Regions from separate parts of the Mus musculus genome. Here region 1 is linked to region 2. A link is a loop called in an ENCODE intact Hi-C map of the cell type or tissue named here. Cell type or tissue: left cerebral cortex. All regions are shown on one strand. Links, peaks and the distances in the headings refer to the core of each region. The heading gives the core; the rest is flanking DNA.

What was found. A loop is a pair of places that touch in the nucleus more often than their neighbours do. Peaks named below come from ENCODE experiments on the same cell type or tissue, not always from the same donor. Only the 100,000 strongest peaks of a DNase experiment are listed, where the experiment ranks them.
Region 1: it touches region 2 in a loop (2.2-fold over the local background); 11 of 42 quality-filtered maps call a loop at or near these places.

What each region holds. Positions count from the first base shown.
Region 1 is chr7:30,066,350-30,077,067 of GRCm38, reverse strand. It overlaps Zfp82 (zinc finger protein 82), which reads left to right and starts at 4,245. Exons shown (of 7, transcript NM_177889.5): 1 at 4,245-4,287; 2 at 4,929-5,039; 3 at 6,920-7,083; 4 at 8,918-9,003; 5 at 10,701-10,718. The coding sequence starts at 8,995. In left cerebral cortex, for the core only: no CTCF peak of the experiment used is centred there; DNase peaks (open chromatin) are centred at 4,191, 4,685 and 9,011; H3K4me3 peaks cover 1,458 bases; H3K27ac peaks cover 889 bases.
Region 2 is chr7:30,007,037-30,017,754 of GRCm38, reverse strand. Zfp568 (zinc finger protein 568) reads right to left here. Exons shown (of 10, transcript NM_001167872.1): 7 at 3,866-3,915; 8 at 2,566-2,689; 9 at 493-588. Among named protein-coding and RNA genes, the nearest start is that of Zfp568, 28 kb to the right of the region's middle. In left cerebral cortex, for the core only: a CTCF peak has its summit at 4,663 (motif pointing left); DNase peaks (open chromatin) are centred at 4,652, 6,739, 7,774 and 8,905; H3K27ac peaks cover 1,028 bases.

The DNA of each region.
Region 1 (10,718 bases), core at 1,263-9,262, 59 kb before region 2:
TGAGTCTTTATGAGCATATTCATGAACAACTTTGAGCATGGTGACTAAGAGCTACACGTCACTGGTTGCTTTGGCAAAATGCCTTACAAAAACAACTTGAAGTGTCTTTCACTGGCAATAGGAACACTGATCCACACTAACAGCTATGGGGGGGGGGGGGTTCTTTCCAGAGGCCTCCATCTACACCAAATTGAGATTTCCAGCATCAACAATGAAGTGAACTTCAGGGGCACCAGGTATCGAGCAGAAAGGATTTATCAGGGATAGGAAGTAGTCCAGGAGAGAAAGGGTTAAACCACACTTCTAGAAGTGTGGGTATCTCTAGGGGAGAGTCAGTCAGATTCTTACAGTTCGGATAAGAGAAGTTTGGGTGACGCTGAGGGAGAGTCATAGTCAGGTCCTGCCGTGACTGTAGGATCTTGGTGGCTCACAAGTTAACCTCTGTAAAGATGGCTAAGAAAGCATCGCCTTTCTGACATCCCAGCAAAGAGTCACTTGTAATAAGATTAAGAGTTAAAGAATTTATCTGGGTGGTGGTGCACGCCTTTAATCCCAGCATTCAGGAGGCAGAGGCCAGCTTGGTCTACAGGGAGAATTCCAGAACAGCCAGGGTTACACAGAGAAACCCTGTCTTGAAAAACCTAAAGAAGAGAGTTAGAAGATGTTTTTTCCTTAGTAAGTCGAGTTGTATGGTGGTTTGTGAGGAGGATAACGCACTTACGGAAGAGTGCTAGGAGCAGGAGGTTATACATCATTTAAAGCCCACGTGAGCACGGCCTAATTGCTGTTCTTGACACCCCTTGTGGAGATGGCTTCTGGAAAAGTAGCGTCTAGCGCTAACCAGAGCAATTTTCTTTAAGTTTTATTTCTTTTATTTTGTGTGCCTGAGTGATTTGCCTGCACATATGCATGTATGTGCACCAGCTGTGTGCCTGGTGTCCTGGAGGCCTAAAGAAAGGACTGGAGTCCCTGGAACAGTTTTCAAGTGGTTCTAAGCCACCATGTAAGTGGTGGGAACAGAACCCTGGTCCTTTGTAAGAGTAGCCAGTGCTCTTATCTGCTGAGCCGTCTCTCGAGTCCTGAGATCAGTTAATATGCTGACTTTGACAAGATGACCTGATGACCTTTGGAAAGCATTTTTTTGTTGGTGGTGGTGAGAAGGGCATTGTGTTATGTTTTTGTTTTTTGTTTTTTGTTTTCCAAGACAGGGCTTCTCTCTGTAGCCCTAGCTGTCCTAGAACTCACCCTGCAGACCAAGCTGGCTTCGAACTCCCAGAGATCCTGCTGCCTCTGCCTCCCAAGTGCTGGGATTAAAGATGAAAGCCCATGTTTTTATGTGCTGTTAGGTCCTTATCAGTGGAGTTTGGAGTCTGCCTTTTGTGGGCTTATTTGAAAGCCAATCAGGTCTCTGGAGCAGAGCCCTTTTCCTCTGCAAGCCTTTTCCTGTGGCTCTGAGATTACCTTTCTGTCTTTCCTGCTGTGGAGTTCAATGTGGTTCACAGTTTGAGGATACAGGTTGGCAGAACAAGAATGGCAAAAGGTACGTGGTCACATGGAGTCTGCAGTCAGGAAGCAGAAAGATGGAATGCCTGTAGTCAGCTTGATTACAAAAATTCTTATGTGTATGAGTGTTTTGCCTGTATGCATGCATGCATGCATGTGTGCACCATTGTATTCGTGTTTATGTGCACACTGATGGTTTTGAGCCACCATGTGGGTGTTAGGAATGGCTCGGGTCCTCTGGAAGTACATACAGTAAATGCTAACGATTGAGCCATTTCTTCCATCCCAGGCCCCACCCCTTTCTTTTTCTTAAATTTAGGATGTTTCTTCTGACTTCAGGTAAACTGTCTGAAAATGCCCCATTCTCCCAGCCCCAGCCCCAGCCTCCCAGAGGACGTGCCTTGTGATTCTGAGTCTCAAGTTGACAATCAGGTCACGGTGACACATGGGAGACACGAGTCCAGCCTGGTCTACTTAGAAAGTTCCAGGACAGCCAGGACTACTTCACAGAGAAACCTTGCCTGGAAAAAACAAAACAACAAAATGTAGCAATCCCAGGACTCTTGCCTTGACACTGTGTGACTGATAAATCACTCTAGGAGCCTCCTGGTGGGCCTTGTTTCTTTCAGATATTCTTTTTCATGATACATGCTAAAATATGTGCCCCTGATGGACATTGTTCCTAGGCATATCTATACCATGTTTTGGACATTTTATGTGTATGAGTGTCTTCGTGAGTGAGTGAGTGTGTGTGTGTGTGTGTGTGTGTGTGTGTGTGTGTGTACCTCTGACTTTTAAGAGCATCGAATCACCAGGAGCTGGGGTTATACGTGTTTATAAGCTGCCATATGGGTGCTGAGGAATGAACTTGTGTTTTCTGTAAAAGCAACTGGTATTCCTAACCAGTGAGCCATCTCCTAAGCCCCATCTGTATGTATGTATCTATCTATTTATTTGATTTTTGGAGGGACAGGGTCTCTCTACATTACCTCAGTTATCTTGGAACTCATCATGTAGACCAGGCTGGCCTCATACACAAGAGAGATCCCTCTGCCTCTCCTCCCAGCGTGAGTGCTGAGATTAAAGGTATGTGCTGCCATGTCCAGCTCCACATTTGATTTCTTTGTTTGTTTTGTTGTTTGTTTGTTTGTTTGTTTCGAGACAGGGTTTCTCTGTATAGCCCTGGCTGTCCTGGAACTCACTTTGTAGACAAGGCTGGCCTCGAACTCAGAAATCGGCCTGCCTCTGCCTCCCACGTGCTGGGATTAAAGGTGTGCGCCACCATGCCCGGCCACATTTGATTATTTTAAGTTTTAGTTTGTACAGCATCCCTGGTGTAGAGGTCACAGGGGAAATTGGTTCTCTCCTTCTCCCATGTGGTTCCCAGAGAATGCACAGCAAACTCCACTGCGCCATCTCTCTGGCTTGAAAGTTATTAATTTTAAAACTAGAAATAAAACAGGTGTGTTTTCTCATGGAAGATTTAAACATAAATAAGACAACAACACCTTTTGACCTTATTTTCCCCAAGAGTAATCATAATCAGTAGTTTATTTCATGAGATGGCAAGTTCTGCCTGAGATCAGTTTTTTTTTTTTTTTAAGAATTATTTATTTATCTATTTATTTTAAAGATTTATTTATTTTTATTGTATATAAGTACACTGAGCTGTCTTCAGACACTCCAGAAGAGGGAGTCGATCATTACAGATGGTTGTGAGCCACCATGTGGTTGCTGGGATTTGAACTTCGGACCTTCGGAAGAGCAGTCGGGTGCTCTTACCCACTGAGCCATCTCACCAGCCCCCGAGTTTTTTTTTTTTTTTTTTTTAATTAATCATGTTTATGTGCTATATAGCATGTTCCATGTGGGAGTGATTCTACCACCTGACTCATTGTTTTATCAGGGTAGGGCTGTGCCTTCGTTAGTCACTGCTTAGTATTCATTGTTATCCCTATTTACTGAAAGGCTTAACTTTCCACAAGCTGTAGCATTAGAGAATATAATTATAGATGATCAATTAATCAGAAATTTAACCATCACGTTTACTTTATATACTTGAGACCAGGTCTTATATAGCCCTGGCTGGCTTGGAACTCACTATGTAACTCAGGCTGGCCTCAAACTTTTGAGTGATTCTTCTGCCTTCAAAGTGATAAGAATATAGGCACATACCAGCTCAACCATTTTATTATTTATTTTCTGGCAATTTAAAAATATAGGAACGAAAGGTATTTAAGTTGATGATCCAGCACTTTAATCCCAGCATTTGGAAGGCAGAGGCAGGAGGATTTCTGAGTTCAAGGCCAGCCTCGTCTACTGAGTGAGTTCCAGGACAACCAGGACTACACAGAGAAACCCTGTCTCTCCAAAAAAAAAAAAAAAATCCTGGTTAAGAAAGAAGAAAATCTTAAGAACCTGGGTAAAAGCAAACTACATGATAGGAATGTCCTTTAAAATCTTATTCTAAGACGTAGTCATTTGCAGTCACCTCCACAACAAACATGACTATATCAAATGCACAAATCTCCAAACGAAAATCCGATTTTCCTCAAATACTTAATCAGAGTTGAGGTTCTGCTCCTCTCCCTGTCCTGGTCCCAAACGGAGCACACAGTGAGTGTGGCGCATGCGCACGCGGTGCGTGCGGCTGTCCCTCCCAGCAGTCCCCGCGCAACGCCCTGTAGGCTCTCGGGGGTCTGGAGATGCAGCCACTGTCACCTCAGCGCGTGGGGCGGGGCAACTGAGCCGAGCCTGGGTCCCAGTTCCGTGAACTTAGTGAAGGTGCTGCAGGGAGCAGGGGGTAAGGGCGGGGACAGGGAGGCCCCGCGCCCCTCATACTGGGTCCGCGCCTCGGCTTGCTGCGTGGGGACCACAGTGGCGAGCTGTGCCTGCTGGGCGTGGCAGGGCGTCGGGGTGGCAGCCACCGCGACTGAGTGCGGCCCGGAAGCCACGGCGTGATGGCATTTGTGCGAGTGAATGGGGTGCAGAGCGGTTGTGTGAGCGAGGTTGCCGAGGTCCTGGTGTGTGTGATTCTGGCCCCAGGCTCGGCTGCGGTGTAGCCACATCAGTCCCAAAGAGGAATGGTTCCCCAGCCATTCACCTGAGCAACACACAAGACTCCCAGTAAACAAAGCAAAGAGCTCCGGGTCTTGAGAGGGGTCTGAAAGATGGTCCCCGATCCCCAACACACACACCCTTGGCTGGTTCCCTGGGGTTACCCCCAACACGCCACACGTGCTCAGATACAGTCACTCGCTGGACAGGCTGTGTGCGATCCACCTAGGGAGCTATTGTAAACTTCCTGGCCATCTGCCGCCCTGGCCTTTCTTAGGTACCAGGGCAGGACAGCTGAACTCGCTCCCGGGTGTGAGTGATGGGTGGTGGTGACCGATTGGTTGTGTCTTGTGCTTTGATTTAACTAGGCTGGACAAGGCTCCGAGAAAAGTTTGGACGTTAACATTCGCTCCTACTCCAGCCTGCCTTTAAGTGCTCACAGGAAGGGGAGGGATAAATCGCTGTTGCCTGTTTAAAAGGTAAGGTCAGGGGGGGTCAATCTTACCTCTTGGATCTGTGAAAGGCACTTTAATTTTTTAGTGGATCAGAACATTTGTTATTTTTAAATGTCTGGTTCTTAGAAACAGAGCCTGACTCCTTACACCACCCAGTGCCTGTACGTACATACGTATCCGCTTTTCAGTGTTTTTTTTTTTGGGGGGGGGGGACAGGACGACAACCCTCCCTCCAAGGAGATCGGGCTTTATTTTTATAGCTGGGTTTTATTTTTAATACTATGCTGTAGAGCTCTTAGAACAGTTGCTGATATTCATAAATACCAAATGCTTAGTAAACAGCAGCTGTTTGTTAATGTGGTGATTAGGGGTGATTCCAACACCAAGGGAGTGGTGTGTATGGGTATCTACTTAATTGTGATGTACATTTATTTTTAAGATTTATTTTTGTAAAAAAAAAAAGGGGGGGGCTGGAAAGATGGCTCAGCGGTTAAGAACACTCTTCCAGAGGTCCTGAGTTCAATTCCCAGCCACCACATGGTGGCTCACAACCATCTGTAATGGGATCTAATGCCTTCTTCTGGTGTGTCTGAAGACAGCTATAGTGCACTCACATACATAAAAAAGTCTTTAAAAAAAATCCGTTTATCCTTCCAGCCTCTGCTCCCAAAATGACAACTCTGGGACTAATTATGTATTATTAAATGCCTTGCTTCAAGACTAGCTTGTAGTTTATTTAACCCATTCAAACTATTCTATGTCTACTAATTGGTTAGTTTACCTTTCCTCAGTGTCGACCTGCTTCTTCTTTAATGTCTCTCCCAGTGTCTCTCTCAGAGCCTCTCTCTGTGCCACCTTTTATTCTCTCACTATTTCCCTGAATCCTCTCTTCCTCCTAGTGTCCCACATCCTTTCCTTTCCTTTTAGATTTATTTATTGGGCTGGAGAGATGGCTCAGTGCTTAAGAGCACTGGCTGCTCTCCCAGAGGTCCTGAGTTCAATTCCCAGCACCCACATGGTGGCTTACAACCATCTGTAATGGGATCCGACATCCTCTTCTGGTGTGTCTGAAGACATCTACAGTGAGATGTGGTGCACTCTTCTAGCCTGCAGGCATACATTCAGGTGGAACACTGTATATATAATAAATAAATCTTTAAAAGAATATTTATTTAATGTATGTGAATGCTCTGTCTGACTATACACCTATGTGCCAGAAGACGGCATGAGATTGCTTTGCAGATCGTGAGCCACCCCCCTCCCTTCCTATTTTTATAAAGGATTCTCTGTACATCTTTTATCATTTATTTACTTACATGTATGTACATGTAAGTTCTGGTGCCCAGAGACCAGAGGCAGGGATGGGATCCTCCTGGACTGAAGTTTAGCGTAGTTATGAGCCACTTTCAGATAGGTGCTGGGAATTGAACTGGGATCCTCTATAAGAGCACTATACACTCGTTTTTGTTTGTTTTGTTATTTTTTTAAAGATTTATTTATTTTATGTATGTAAGAACAGTTGCTGTGTTCAGACACACCAGAAAAGGGTATCAGATCCCGTTACAGATGTTTGTGAGCCCTCATGTACTTACTGGGAATTGAACCCAGGACCTCTGGAAGAGCAGTAAGTGCTCTTAACAGCTGAGCCATCTCTCCAGCCCCCTTGTTTTATTTTTTTGATACAGTTTCTCTGTGTAGCCCTGGCTGTCCTGGAATTCACTTTGTAGACCAGACTATCCTGCTCTATAATTCTATCTCAGAGATCCATCTGCCCCTGCCTCCTGAGTGCTGGCTTAGAGGTGTATGCCACCACCTCCTGGCTGCCATATATACTCTTAACTGTTGAGCCATTTCTTTAGTCCTCATTCCCAGGTTTTATTTTTGGTTTGCTTGTTTTTGTTAAGGAATGATGGCCAGGTAAATGGCTCAGTGGGTGGAGGAGCTTGCTGTCCAGCCTGAGAGCTTGAGTTTGATCCAGCGACTCCTGCGAGTTTTCCTCCTATTTCCACATGTGTGCTGTGGCATCTGTGTAGCCACACACCACATTCATATACACGCAATAATACAGGTAAGTACCGAGTGACAGTCCAACGTGTAGTTACCTGAATTTGTAACTTAGCAGTATGAAGCAAACACAGTTCTATCTTGACACTTAAAGATATGTGTCACGAGCTGGAGAGATGACTCAATGGTTAAGCCCACTGACTGCTCTTCCAGAGGTCCTGAGTTCAATTCCCTGCAACGGTGGCTCACACCATCTGTGATGGGATCCCTGTTGATGCTGTATTACTTAGTCTCTTTCCTATTGAAGGATATCTGTTTTTTACAAGTTTTTTTCTGTTATGGACAATGTCTTTCAGTGTACCCCCTTGCCTGCTTGCTTGTGTGTGTGTGTGCATGTATGTATGTATGTATATGTAGGTATTTATTTATAGGTGTGTGTTTGTTAATGTGTCCCTCCCACAGATTGCATGTACAATTTGTGGGACTCATTCTCTTCTTCCATGTGGGCTCTAGGGATGAACCCAGGTCATCAGTCTTGCGAGGAAGTATCTTTACTAGCCGAGCCACCCCTCCAGCCCTGTCAGCATACTTTGATGTGCATCTTTGATGAGTGTCATAGTTAGGGTTTTACTGCTAGAACAGTTACCATGACCAAGGCAACTCTTATTTCTTTCTTCTCACTCTGGCCCAAATATTTATTTATTATATGTAAGTACACTGTAGCTGTCTTCAGACACACCAGAAGAGGACATCAGATCTCATTACGGATGGTTGTGAGCCACCATGTGGTTGCTGGGAATTGAACTCAGGACCTCTGGAAGAGCAGTCAGTGCTCCTAACTGCTGAGCCATCTCTCCAGACCCCCAAAGCAACTCTTAGAGGGACAGCATTTAATTGGGGCTGGCTTACAGGTTCAGAGATTCAGTCCATTATCATCAAGGCAGGGACATGGCAGCATCCAGGCAGGCATGGTGAAGGAAGGGCCATTCTGGAAGATGTTGAAGTTCTACATCTTCATCTGGAGGCTGCTAGAAGACTGGCTTCCAGGCAGCTAGGAAAAGGATCTTAAAGTCCATGCCCACAGTGACACACCTACTCCAATAAGGCCACACCTCCAAATAGTCCCACTCCCTGGGCCAACCATATACCATCCATCACAATGAGCATATATATAATTATTTTCTTTAGTCCCTAGAGTAGAATTTCTGAGTCATACAGTTTGCCTGGATTAAATGCTACTTGTGGGTACTTTTAAATTGGATCCATGGCATAGGGGCTAGAATGTCCATTTCCTCATATTCTTGATAATGTGAGCATTGATACTCTTGAAGTGAGATTTTATATCCTGGTAGTTTGATATCTTTTCTGTTTTCCAGTGATTCATGAAGGTGAAGGCTCTGTAATTGGAGCAGGGACTCTGGGGTTCGCAAGCTGGGGCTAGGCCTCATTGAGAGCTGGCTGTGTCAGGGGATTAAGGCTTCCACATATAGCTATGATACTTCCGAACTCCCAGTGTCGACACTTTGATTTAATTTCTTTTATTGTGGGTTTTCTGATCAGCGGCATAAATATACTAAATAGCAACCCTGACGATACAATATAAGATATAAAACACTCATCAAAATTAGGAACAGTTGTGCATGCCTGTAATATCTGCAGGTGGAGGCAGGAGGATCAGGGCAGTTTATAAGTCCGCTTGGCTGTGGAGACGCTGAGAAACAGATTCCCAGTGGTCGTGGCTGCCAGCCCTGGCTCTTGGGACTTTCTCTCAGTAAGTCTGGTGAATCCAGCCATGCTTTTGAAACTGAAGGAGACTGGGCAGGATGACGTGGCTGTAGATGGAGATGTCACTGGGGACTTGTGAGGCAAAATCTCACGGACTCGTTTTCCTCCCCCAGCCCTGGCCTCCGTGGACTCTGCTTCTTCCGAGAAATAAACTCCAAGGAAGACTGAGCAGCTGTTGGGTTTCTAAACCATGGCCCGTGTGAGTTAACTGTTCATGTTCTTTTTCTGGAAACACTGCCAGATAGCTGGGCTCTTCTCTGACTAGATGAGAAATAAAAATAACCCATTTGTTTTAACCTACATCCTGCCATGTGGCTCAGGTACCATGTGCCGGTCTCCTCATGTCTTCCTAGGCAGATCTCCCTGCACCTGGCTCTATCCCAGAATCCTTTCTCTTCCTGGATGTCCCACCTCTATTTCCTGCCTAAGCCATAGGCCATAGGCTTTTTAATTGACAGGTGATGCATCCATACAATACACAGGTATTCTCTCTGTATCCTTCCCTAGTCTCTCACTCTTGACCCTCGCCTGCAGTGTTCATCACATCTGTCCTAGCAGCTCTCTGTTGCTGTGATAAACACCATGACCAGAGAGCAATAGAGGGAAGGAAGGGCTTATTTATTTCATTTTACAGCTTGCAGTCCATTATGAAGGGAAGGCAAGGACGGAGGTACCGACCATAGAGGAGAGCTTACTGGTTTGCTCCTCGTGGCTTGCTCAGTCACCTTTCTTGTACAACAACCCAGGACCTCCTGACCAGGGCTGTGTCACCTGCAGTGGGCTGAATGCTCCCACATCAATCAAGAAAATGTCCTGTAGGGCTGGAGAGATGGCTCAGCAGGTAAGAGCACTGACTGCTCTTCTGAAGGTCCTAAGTTCAAATTCCAGCAACCACATGGTGGCTCACAACCACCCGTAATGAGATCTGACGCCCTCTTCTGGTGTGTCTGAAGTCAGATGCAGTGTACTTACATATAATAATAAATAAATCTTTAAAGAAAGAAAGAAAGAAAGAAAGGAAGGAAGAAAGAAAGAAAGAAAGAAAGAAAGAAAGAAAGAAAGAAAATGTCCTGTAGACATGCTCTGACTAGTGTGATAGAGTCAGTTTCTTTTATTTCTTTTTTCTTTTTAAAGATTTTACTTATTTATTACATGTATGTATGTGAGTACACTTTAGCTGTCTTCAGACACACCAGAAGAGGGCGTCAGATCCCATTACAGATGGTTGAGAGCCACCATGTGGTTGCTGGAATTTGAACTCAGGACCTTCAGAAGAGCAGTCAGTGCTCTTAACCACTGAGCCACGTCTCCCTAGAGACAGTATCTTAATTGAGGCTCTCCATTCCCAGGTGACTCTAGCTTCTGTCAGATTGACAGAGACCAAGCAGCACACAGTCATCGTGCCTCTCATGCGCTGGAACCAGAGGCAGGTTCAGCTGCACCAGTCTACTCTTTTCCAGACAGACTGACCTATGCAAAGTATATAGCAGCTGAACGTGATGGCTCACAACCAGGATTCCTGTCTGAAAAATATAGGAGAGAGGATGGAAGTTAGAGGAGAAGAGGAGGAGGAGAAAAGTAGCAACAGGATCCTCTTGAGCATATTAGGATGTTGCTTCAGGACCCCCAGTTTTCTACCGTGTAACCTTCAGCTCTGGCAGTTTTGCTGACTGCACTGGCCCACTTGTGAGCCATGGTAGTGCATGCTTTTAAATCCAACATTTTGGAGGTAGAAGCAGCTGGAGCCTGTGAGACCAGTCTGGGCGACATAGTGATGAATGAGCTCCATGGGACACTTCCCACAGTGCCTCTTTCATACTTCCTCCATAAACGATGCTTTAAAAGTGCTTTAAAGTCTCTTTTCTGCTTTAGCTGTAACAGTGGTTTGTCATCCAGGTGTCAGTGGTGTTCAGT
Region 2 (10,718 bases), core at 1,151-9,150:
GTCCACAGATACTAAAGCCCTCCACATACTTTACATGGATGAGTTTTGTGATCTTCGAGTTATATCTCAATGAAGGTGTTTAAAAAAGCCAAGAGAGTTGGGCAGTGGTGGCAAATGCCTTTGATCTCAGTACTGGGAGGCAGAGGCAGGAGGATCTCTGTGAATTTGAGGCCAACCTGGTCTACAGAGCAAGTTCCAGCACAGAGAAACTCTATATCAAAAAAAAAAAGCCTAGAGAAAGCTAGACTCAAATACAGATACACTGCTTGTCACGGGCTCTTCTCTGCAGAGAGCAGACGCTGTGACAGAATTCTGGTGAGAGAGTGGGGGAGTCAGATTCCGACTCAGAGCCTTGTGCTAAGACGCCCTTCCCCCAGACCTCAGGCTTTGCCTACAGGGAGCTTTCCCAGCAGCACCTCAGAGAGCTACCTGCTCAAACGGCCTGGGTGACAATTTGCCCTGGTCTCCCCAGTCCCACGGGCCAACACTTACCAGGATGCCAAATTTTTGTCTCATTCCTCATAACCATCCAGGGCTCTTTGCCCTGTTCTAGAAGGGAGACCACCCGTGGCTTAGTATCAGCAAGACCTGTCCAAAGACAAAAGGGAAAATTAATTGTGCATGTCAGAGTTGCCGTACGCCTTTAGTCCTAGTGTTGGCTTGCAGGCTATGGTTCAAGTCATTACCTACTGCCATCACATAAAAGGACTTTGTCACAGTTCTCTCTCTGTGTCCCCATGTATTATTCCAGGGCAGTCGCAGCCTCCCTCTCTCCCTCTCTCTATCCCCCCACTCCCCCTTCTTTGCCCTCATGGCTCTGCTCCCATCTGTCTGCCTCTACCCTTTCTCCAGGCCCTCCCTCCCCTCAATGAACCCCCTTACCCCTGATCTGATGCCCGGCATAATTACTCGGGCACACCTTGGCATAGGCCTGGCAGATACCTCACCACATTATATTTCATTACACCTAGCACTCTAGAGGCAGAGGTAGGTAGAACTCTGTGGGTTTAAGGCAAGCCTGGGCTACGTAGTAGAAATTAAGTCCATGTTTGCCAAGAGAGAAAAACGGGTCTCAGCCAGAAGTCCCACTCTTAACACAGGCTAGTCTCTCCAACTGACAACTCACAAAGGGAAAGTTAAATTCTCTCCAAAGGACTCTCACTGGGTATAGAGACCACACTTAGTGGCAGGCCCCATGCTCAGAGTAGATGTCCAAACAAACTCAATGGTATTGTTGGATGTTTTGTCTCTTGATCGTCTGAGCTTTTCTCTCTTTTTCTTTTAAACATTAACAGATCTTTTGCGTATATACTATGGCTTCCAACTGGTTTTCTATCTATATGTATAAATGTGTGTTTCTCCTGCTTTTACATCTGTGCCTCCCCACTCCCATTTGTTTAGTCCTATCTTGGCTTGTTTTCTCCCTCCCTCCCTCCCTCCCTCCCTCCCTCCCTCCCTCCCTCCCTCCCTCCCTCCCTCCCTCCCTTCCTTCCTTCCTTCTCTAAAAAGATTTATTTACTTATGATATGTAAGTACACTGTAGCTGTCTTCAGACACTCCACAAGAGGGAGTCAGATCTTATTACAGATGGTTGTGAGCCACCATGTGGTTACTGGGAATTGAACTCAGGACCTAAGGAAGAGCAGTCAGTGCTCTTACCCGCTGAGCCGTCTCTGCAGCCCCGGCTTGTTTTCTAATGACAGAAAAAAGGATGTGGATTTGGACTGTGGAAATGTAATCAGCATATAATGCATGAAAATAAATCTCTGCTAATAACGACAGAGAGAGAGCGGGAGCGGGGCAGTGTATAGGGGTGGGAGGGAGAAACTGGGCCAGTAAGATGGCTCAATGGGTAAAGGCCTGGCAAAATAATTCAGTTCTTGGGACCTGGGTAAAGATGGATGGAGAGGACCCATGCCAGAGTTGTCCTCTGGCCTCTTTGTGCATGCCATCCCCCACTCCAATAACTAGAATGATAAAGAGAAATCTAATGTCTAAGGATCAAGGTGAGGGAACATTAAAGCACTGGGAGCGATGACACGCTTGTGCGTATGTGTGCAGGTGCACACGCGTAACGTCACTGATTTAACCAGAGCTTGAAACGTGTTCATGAAACACTCAGCAAACGCTTGTGGTGGTGCAGGCCAATTTCCCCAGCACCTATAAAGCTGAGGCAGGAGAATTGTCAGTTTAAGGTCACCCTGAGCTACACAGCACTTTGTCTCAAACAAAACAAATCTATCTATAGGTGCTGGAGAGATGGCTCAGCAGTTAAGAGCACTGGCTGCTCCTGAGGACTGGGGTTCACGCCTCAAAAGCCACATGGTGGCTCATGACTGTCAGTAACTCAAATTCTAGGGGACCTAATGCCCTCTTCTGGTTTCCATGGGCATGCAAGTGAAACACAGACATACATGTAGGCAAAAGACCCATACACATACTAATAATGATAATAATGATAATGATAATAATAATAATAATAATAATAATAAAGTCAACGTTCTCCATAAAGGACATGAAAATCACAGCAGGCACTTCTGAACTTCAGTGGGGGGATGCGCTTACTCAGTGACAGCAGGTTGCTGTAGTTATCCAACATCACAGCTCGGTACAGATTCCTGTGGGAATGGCGCAAGCACTCCCACTCCTCCAGAGAGAAGTAAATGACCACATCCTCGAACCTCAGATCCTGAAACCACATGCAGACACGCCATGTGAGAAACTAAGACAGAAGACATCAGAGAAGACAGTCCCCAAACACCTGCACCCTTCCACAAAGGCAGGCCAGTGTGGGAACAGAGGTGCCCATGCGGGCTCTGAACATGCCTTCTCCTTGGCCCTTTGCATCAAGTCTATGACATGGTGTTTCTCAACGGAATGTCATTGTACATGCAAGTACAGCATCCTCTGTTCCACAGCAGAACGTGCGTGTGTGTGTGTGTGTGTGTGTGTGTATGTGTGTGTGTCTGCCTGTCTGTCTGTCTGTCTTTATTAAACTTTTCTAACTGGTCACTTTTCTAAACCTAGCTGTAACTCTGTGCTTTAATTTTGTTTGTTTGTTTGTTTTTCGTTTCCTTGTGTCACCCTGGCTGTCCTGGGACTCACTCTGTAGACCAGGCTGGGGCTGTCTGGAGGAGGCGGCAGGGAACGCTGAGGATGCATGTCATCAACAGACGTCATTGTCAAGGATTTTTAAAAGCATACATGGCAGAATCAATGACATGGTCACAGCTGTGTCACAGGGTTGTGACTAGGATTGAATAAGATCACATTGGGAAGAACCTCAAGCCACCGCGACACAGCAAGTGCTTAAGCTGGTGGTTTTGGTCAGTGCCATCCTGCACTGGAAACACTTCTGGGGCCAATCATATGCATAGACAAAAGACTCCAAAATCAGTAACCACTGAGTGTCTCTGGGTGACTAATGTTCTTGATCAGTTCAATTATTATTTTTTTTCAGAAATCTTCTTTACTAATGTACATACAGAATGCAATCAAAGCTTTCCATCTTGTAGAAAAGTACACGGAAGAGGCCAGGCAGACACCCTAGGGTGTTACAACTTTTCAGCAAGAATGCCATCCCTACAGTGACCCTAGAGGGGACAACAAAGAAACTAGGCAGATATAACCTTATTCTGCTAACTGATCAGGTTCACTGCCAAGACTTTGTTCTTCTAATGAACAAAAGCCTGGGAAACGGAAGTTGTAGACTTATTTGTACAAAGCAGCCTCCCTAGACTGGTGTGGGAAAACTACTCCACGAACATGGCTTTCTCTTTTCCACACCACCTGAGTCTCCCAAGATTTTCAGCAGCATTGAGAAACCGAGAAGTTTTTCCATGAACAAAGTGGAAATGCGGCTTACCTTGGCCATGTCCTTAAAGGCAAAACTCTTCATTCTTCCTCTTGCGGCTTCTTGGAAAGAGTAAGAGGTGGGAAATGGTTAGGAAACTGTGCTCAGAGAGAGCATTCCCCTGCACCATCCCACCTATCCCAAGAGGACAAAGAGGCCCAGACCTCACTACCTTCACTTAGTAAAAAGGAGGCCTTATGACCCAGACTGGGATCCTGGGGCAGAGTCTCTGCAGCCACCGTCTTGAACAAGTCACATCTCAGCCATCTCAGACGGTGAGCAGGGCTGGGTTCGTCTGATTAGTCCCTGGCTGAGGGAGAACCTTACTCCACTGTCTTCAGCCCCAGCATTTCACAGTGAGCCCAAGTCTGGCTCGAAGACACTGCCTAAGAGTGTGTAAACTGCTGTCCTTCAGTCTTCGGCATCTACAGATGAGGATGGGAGCGCTAAGGGTTCCAGAACTCCCACCTTGAACCTAGAGCTAGCCTGAGGAACAGTAGTCACAGCACTGGAGAGCGGCATGCATGCAGAGGGTTGGAGAGTGCTGGCAGCTGTGGTCCTTTGTAACCAGGAGTTACGAAGGCTTTCTACGGTTGGGAGTACATGCCAGTCAGACTCCAGCCAGTGTAGACCCAGCTCCCAAGGACAAGAGTCCACTGTGCTCACTGGGCCACAGCTGATGCTGGGCATCATGGAGTGTCCCTTATACACACCTACTAATGTCTCTAACATAGGAGAAAGGAAGCAGAAAATGCAGCAAGCAGAGTCAAAAGGAGCTCTTTCTTCAGTGTCCCTCTTGCACCCTCTACTGACTAAGCTTAACATCACACCCGCTGTTAAGTGGCGAATCACAGTTCATGCCAAGGAGTAACTAAACCTTCAATCAGGACATAAACTGGAGTTGGCAGCCTTTCCCTCTGGCTGCCCAGTTCCTTTACAGCATCAGACACATGTTTACGCTCCCTTATGACAACTTAGCTCTTCAGTCCTACCTAGGAACTTGAAGCTAAGCAAATGAGAAGATGCACAATCCTAACAGTTGGCTATCAACACTAACTGGCTAATTAGTGGCTGTATTAATTACTTTTCAAATTTAGGTGCACTACACTTAACACTCTATGACCTAAAGAATATGTTATAGCTGGGTGTCTGGTGCATGCCCTTAATCCCAGCACTTGGGAGGCAGAGGCAGGCCGATTTCTGAGTTCGAGGCCAGCCTGGTCTACAGAGTGAGTTCCAGGACAGCCAGGGCTACACAGAGAAACCCTGTCTCGAAAAACCAACAAAGGAACCCCCCACAAACAACAACAACAAAAAGAAAAAGAAAAACAAAAACAAAAAAAGAAAAACATGGCTGGCGAGATGGCTCAGTGGTTAAGAGTGCCGACTGCCCTTCCAAAGGTCCTGAGTTTAAATCCCAGCAACCACATGGTGGCTCACAACCATCCCTAACGAAATCTGATGCCCTCTTCTGGAGTATCTGAGGACAGCTATAGTGCACTTACATATAATAAAGAAATAAATCTTAAAAAAAAGAAAAAAGTTCTAAAAATCTGTATATAAAATAAAAATTTAAAAAACAAAGATAATATATAAACACATGTAATAAGATAAAATATACAAAGTTAATAGCAGCCTTTACATCTGTAATGGATACACATTATGCTTAAAGCCTGTAGCTTCCTTTTTCTTTTCTTTTTTTTTTTAAATAGGTATTTTCCTCATTTACATTTCCAATGCTATCCCAAAAGTCCCCCATACCCTCCCCCCCACTCCCCTACCCACCCACTCCCGCTTTTTGGCCCTGGCGTTCCCCTGTACTGGGGCATATAAAGTTTGCAAGTCCAATGGGCCTCTCTTTCCAGTGATGGCCGACTAGGTCATCTTCTGATTCATATGCAGCTAGAGTCAAGAACTCAGGGGTACTGCTTAGTTCATATTGTTGTTCCACCTATAGGGTTGTAGCTTCCTTTTCAAGAATGTATTTATTCTCTACCACTGTACTTCAACATTCTGGGCTTCTACAGGCATTTAAAGGACCAACCAGTCCTTATGTTTTACAAGCAGGGTGGCCTAAATCTTCATTCCGGAGGTCAGATTCCTCAGTCACCTCCCCTGTCCCCCCTTTCAGTGCTGCCATGTCCCACCAAGTCACCCAGACTGAGCAAGAGCCAGCCAGAGCTCTACACCCCTACTGCCTCGTGCAGCTACAAGCCAGGTTTTCATGAAGTCACAATCATTCCAACCAGTAAGCTGTATTTCTGCCAATTTTTAATCTCCCCCTAGTCTGAGTTCTGTGAGCTACTTGAGCAAAGTAACTGAGTCTGAGGAAAGGGTATGTGTACCTCAACTTACAGCCAGCTGAACAAAATTTAAAAACCACTGGAGCTTCTGAGATGGGGACAGCATCAGAACTCATCCCTGCCTACCCCCCTTTCTTGTTATTTTCTGTCCTGTAACTCTTTCTGTAGACCAGACTGGCCTCAAACTCACAGAGATCCCCCTCCACCTCCCCCTCCCTCCTGAGTACCGAGACTAAAGGTGTGCGCTACCACTGTTCCAGCCTTCTGGAGACTAAGCTGAGAGTGGAATTTTCTGGGAAATCCCAGTACTGGGTCAGTGTCCTCCCGGCTTGCATAAGAAACTATTGTCTTTAATCTAAGGACATGTATTCTGCCTTGGTTTACCATCTGTGACATTTGTCATATACTAGGAAGAGTTAAAGATTCATGAAGATTGTTTGTTAGCCTTCTCAAGTGGATCTAATTAATTAGCCATGTTCTCTGTGTTTGGAAATCCCGTTTCCTGCTCCTTTCCCACGCTGGTGGGAGTGAACACTTGCTGCGCAGCCAGAGCCTGCCTCCAGAAAAGCAAGCTTAGGAACCCGCCATGCTCCTCCTGGTGTGAGAAACCCGCCACGCCTCCACTTGCAGCTCCCTTGGCCAGACTAGGGGACAAACAAGTACCAAGTTCTCAGTCCCTCAAACTGCCCATCCTCACTCACATGGCCCTGGGACAGCCTAACTCCCTCTGTCTGAATCTCCTTAGTCGTCCTGCAGTGCCTAGTAGCAAGAGCGGAAACCCTAAGTGCATCTAAGTCCCATTTCTAGCTGGAAGTAGAAGCTACTTCAGCAGCTGCTTCCAAAGTGTAACTGATTGCCTATTCCCATGTCACTGTCTAGGGTGACTCACTGTCCACTGACATAATTTAAATTTTAGGGTTAGGAAGCTAGCAGACATCAGCAGGCGTGGAGACCCCTCCCCCATGGCACCCTTCTCCGCTAGGATTTCCCACACTAGAGACTGTCCTAAGACTTCTTGGATAAGTCTTTATCCACCTCTGCCCAGCAGGAAAAGAACTACTCAATCCGCAAGTGTCTCCCCTCCCTCTCCTGTCATCTGGCTAAAGAAAAAAGAAAAAAACCAAAACACAAAAACAAAAAAACAAACCACCACCACCAATAACAACAACAAAAAAACCCCAAACCCTCAAGAATGTTAGCTGGGGCCCGCCAGTGTCTAAAGGTCCTCTACAAACTTGTTTTTCTAGATTCCTGCTCGTCCCCACTTCCAGGCTAACACTGCCTCCAGGTCACAGAGACAGCTTCACTGAAACTACTGATAACCATCCATCAGACATGTGTCACAGAATCTCCCCTTCTTCTGAGACTGACAAAAGGGACAGACTGCCATGCTGTGACATGGGCTGAGCGCTCCCCATCGTGTTGGTGTCTGTCTGCTCCTCTATGATGTTAGTAACTTTTAATAAATCTCATACATAAGAAGAAGAGAACAAGACATCGTGAATCATGCGGAAGAAATCTAAAACAGTGGTGGGAAACCACCACTCTTCCGCCCAGCTCACTAACAGAGACTATACTGGGCATACTTGGTACATGTAAATGGCTTTTGTGTTGCTCAGTTGTTAAATTTAGTTGGAGCAGAAGCAGCGCCAGTTAGTTACATGGGAACAGCGTCAGTCATGCTCCTGAGGCAGCTGCTGAAGCTCCCCGTGGGTCTGGCACAGGCGCTTTGCGCAGCTGGCACCATCTGTTATCTGCTGGTGCAGTCATCCGTCAAAATTACCACTGTGACCCGCATTTCCACGGCTCGCTGCGCTAAGCAAGGAAACTATTAGGATGGAATTAACAGCACTACAAATGATGAGTTTTCATAAACATACACCTCACGTTACCCAGCGACCCTTGCCTCTCTGTTCATCTAGTCAGGAGAGACGAAATGCTTCTCTGCATGAGGTGGATGCTCTGGTTGCTTCCTTGCTGACAGCCCCCAAACTGGAAGCTGTTGGGCTATTCCCCGACAGGTGGCTGGATAAGTTAGTTGTGGGAACACTGCTAATAAAAAGAAGCTACTGAGACAGCAGTGTGGCGAAAGCTCCCAGGATCTGAGCAAACAAAGGCAGCTGCCGCCGACGGTGCCCGATTCCACTTATGTGAAGGGCTAGAATGTGCAAACTAATCCAGGATGGAAGTTAGAACTGGTGACTTTAGATTGGAGTCTTCCGAGGAAAGGGGCAGAGGACACTGCTGGGAAGTGGACTAGACATTCTATTATCTCTTCTAAAGTAGACACATATGTCTGTGTGCAAATTTATCAAGATGCAGACTTAGGACTATGTAAATGCTTTCATTTTTAAAAAGGAAAATTTTAGTCTTTAAAGAAGATAGTATAGTTTCTGGAGTCCAGGATTGGTAAGGAACTAAGAGGAGAGAGGATGACAGCCTGACCTATGGAGACTATTTCAGAGCAAAAGTAGAGAGCAGCTAACAGGCTGACTTCTTGTTTTGTGTGTACAAAGCTTGGACGCCGCTGCATCTTCTCAGACTCACCCAAACAGTGCGGCCCAGGAGAAACTATCCCTCTCAGTTCTGCGACACGGGCAGACACGAGCCTCACACCAGACTAGAGCAGATACAGGCAGACATGAGAGTCACACCAGACTAGAGCAGAAGCCACAGAACACAAGGCATGGGGTAAAAACCCCACACCAGTGCTGATGCGTTCCTAGCCGGCATCCCTATGCAATGCTGAGTCCCAGTCTCAGGAGAGCGCTGCCACACACTTTCAGGAGTTTCTTTTTATATATAAACAAATTGGATTTTATTTAAAATATAAGGGGTTGTTATCCATTTTGGTTAATAAAGTTGGCCTGTAGTGTTTTAACAGGATTTAGTGCGATCACACAGATTGGCATGCCAAGGGCATTTTGAAAGCTAAATACAAGAATCAAGAGATTGCTTAGTCTGTGTGGCTGAAACATTACACCCAGCAACTTCCCTCCCTTTCTCTACAAACCCTCAGGCAATTCCACAGTTGCATCTGGCAGTTCAAGTTTCAACATTTCAACGCAGAAGGGTTGAGGGGAAGCTGGAAAAAAAAAGCATAAAATGCAAACTGTAACTGACAGAGGCAGCTGCCACTTGTGGCAGGCCAGAGACTCGACTGTGTCAGTTTTTTCTTCACAGTTGCCCTGACATCTTCCCAAGTGGACTGTGGTCACTACATTCTTGAGCAAATGTACCCAAGAGTCAGGATGGAGAAGGCTGAAGAGCAGAATATACTGTGCATCTGCTCCTAAGTGGTACATGTGACTAAGACCAAACCCAGAGACCATGGATAGCCTGCAAACTGGCAAGTAGAAAGGTGGAGGATGGTACCACAGGCATTGGAGAGCACCCATTTCCTCCTGTCCAGCGCAGCACCCTGAGCGACAGCACCTGTTGCCCTACCCTGGCAACAAAGCACAGCAAACACATGCCAAGCTGCTCAGCATGTCTGATTTGCCCACTGTCTACCGAGCAGTACATGCAGGACACAAACTACAAGGAGTAGTACATCGTAGTTATCACAGGTCTGTTCTCAATATCTCTCTCTCTCTCTCTCTCTCTCTCTCTCTCTCTCTCTCTCTCTCTCTCTCTCTCTCTCTCTCTCTCTCCAAACTTCCCACCCCACTCCTTGAGTCTTGACACAGGCACTCAGGGAGCAGGCCTTTCCTGCTAAGAGCTTCAGTCTCATCTCTAGCTGCCTCACCAGGTTCTTGGTTGAGACCACAGAAATTCTCCACTGTACCTCTGACTGGAGGCGGGGAAAACCAGCTTCTGAAATACACCCACAATGTTCTGTTCTTCACAAGACAAATCCAGGAGCCTTATGCAAGAGCCTAAACTAGTGGGGTTAAGTGGCCTGAAAAGGGGGTTCACTCCAGTCACCCTGCTCACCTACAGGGTAAAAACTCAGAGGCACTAGTGAGGCTCACAGTTGAGAGCAGCAGTTCACTGGACGACAGAGATCAGATATTCCCTTCACATCAGTGCTAGAACAGGGGAGACTCACTGGGAGAGGGGAGTGACTTCAGAACGGAGATGCCACACTGGGTTCCCAGCGTTTCCTTCCTTCCGCCTACCCCTGACCACTATGCCACTATAGCTCTGCCTCCCAGATTTACTTTTGTCAAGCAATGTCCACTTTTCAATAAAAAACAGACTGCAAGGCGCAGTAAAAATGAAACACCATAGTTAAGACAAGAAACTGACTCAGGTATGACAAGACCATTGTAGTTGAACAGCTGGGATTTAAAATAGAGTCGCATGCAAAAGGCTTAGTGGGAAGGGGGTGGAGGATAAAAATTCTAAAAAATAATAAAACAGGAGTCAATGCCACAACTAGAAATACTACAAAAGAAGCAAAGAATGCCTTTGTGGGCATAGAGCTAAAACTCAAGCTTCCTGAGGAAATCTCCGAGCTCACGCATGTTTTAGTAGAGACTTCAATGCTAATAATAAAAAAGGACAGAAAAACAAGGGAAAGAATAGCTAACTACAGAAAAATTATAAAAGGATTAAAA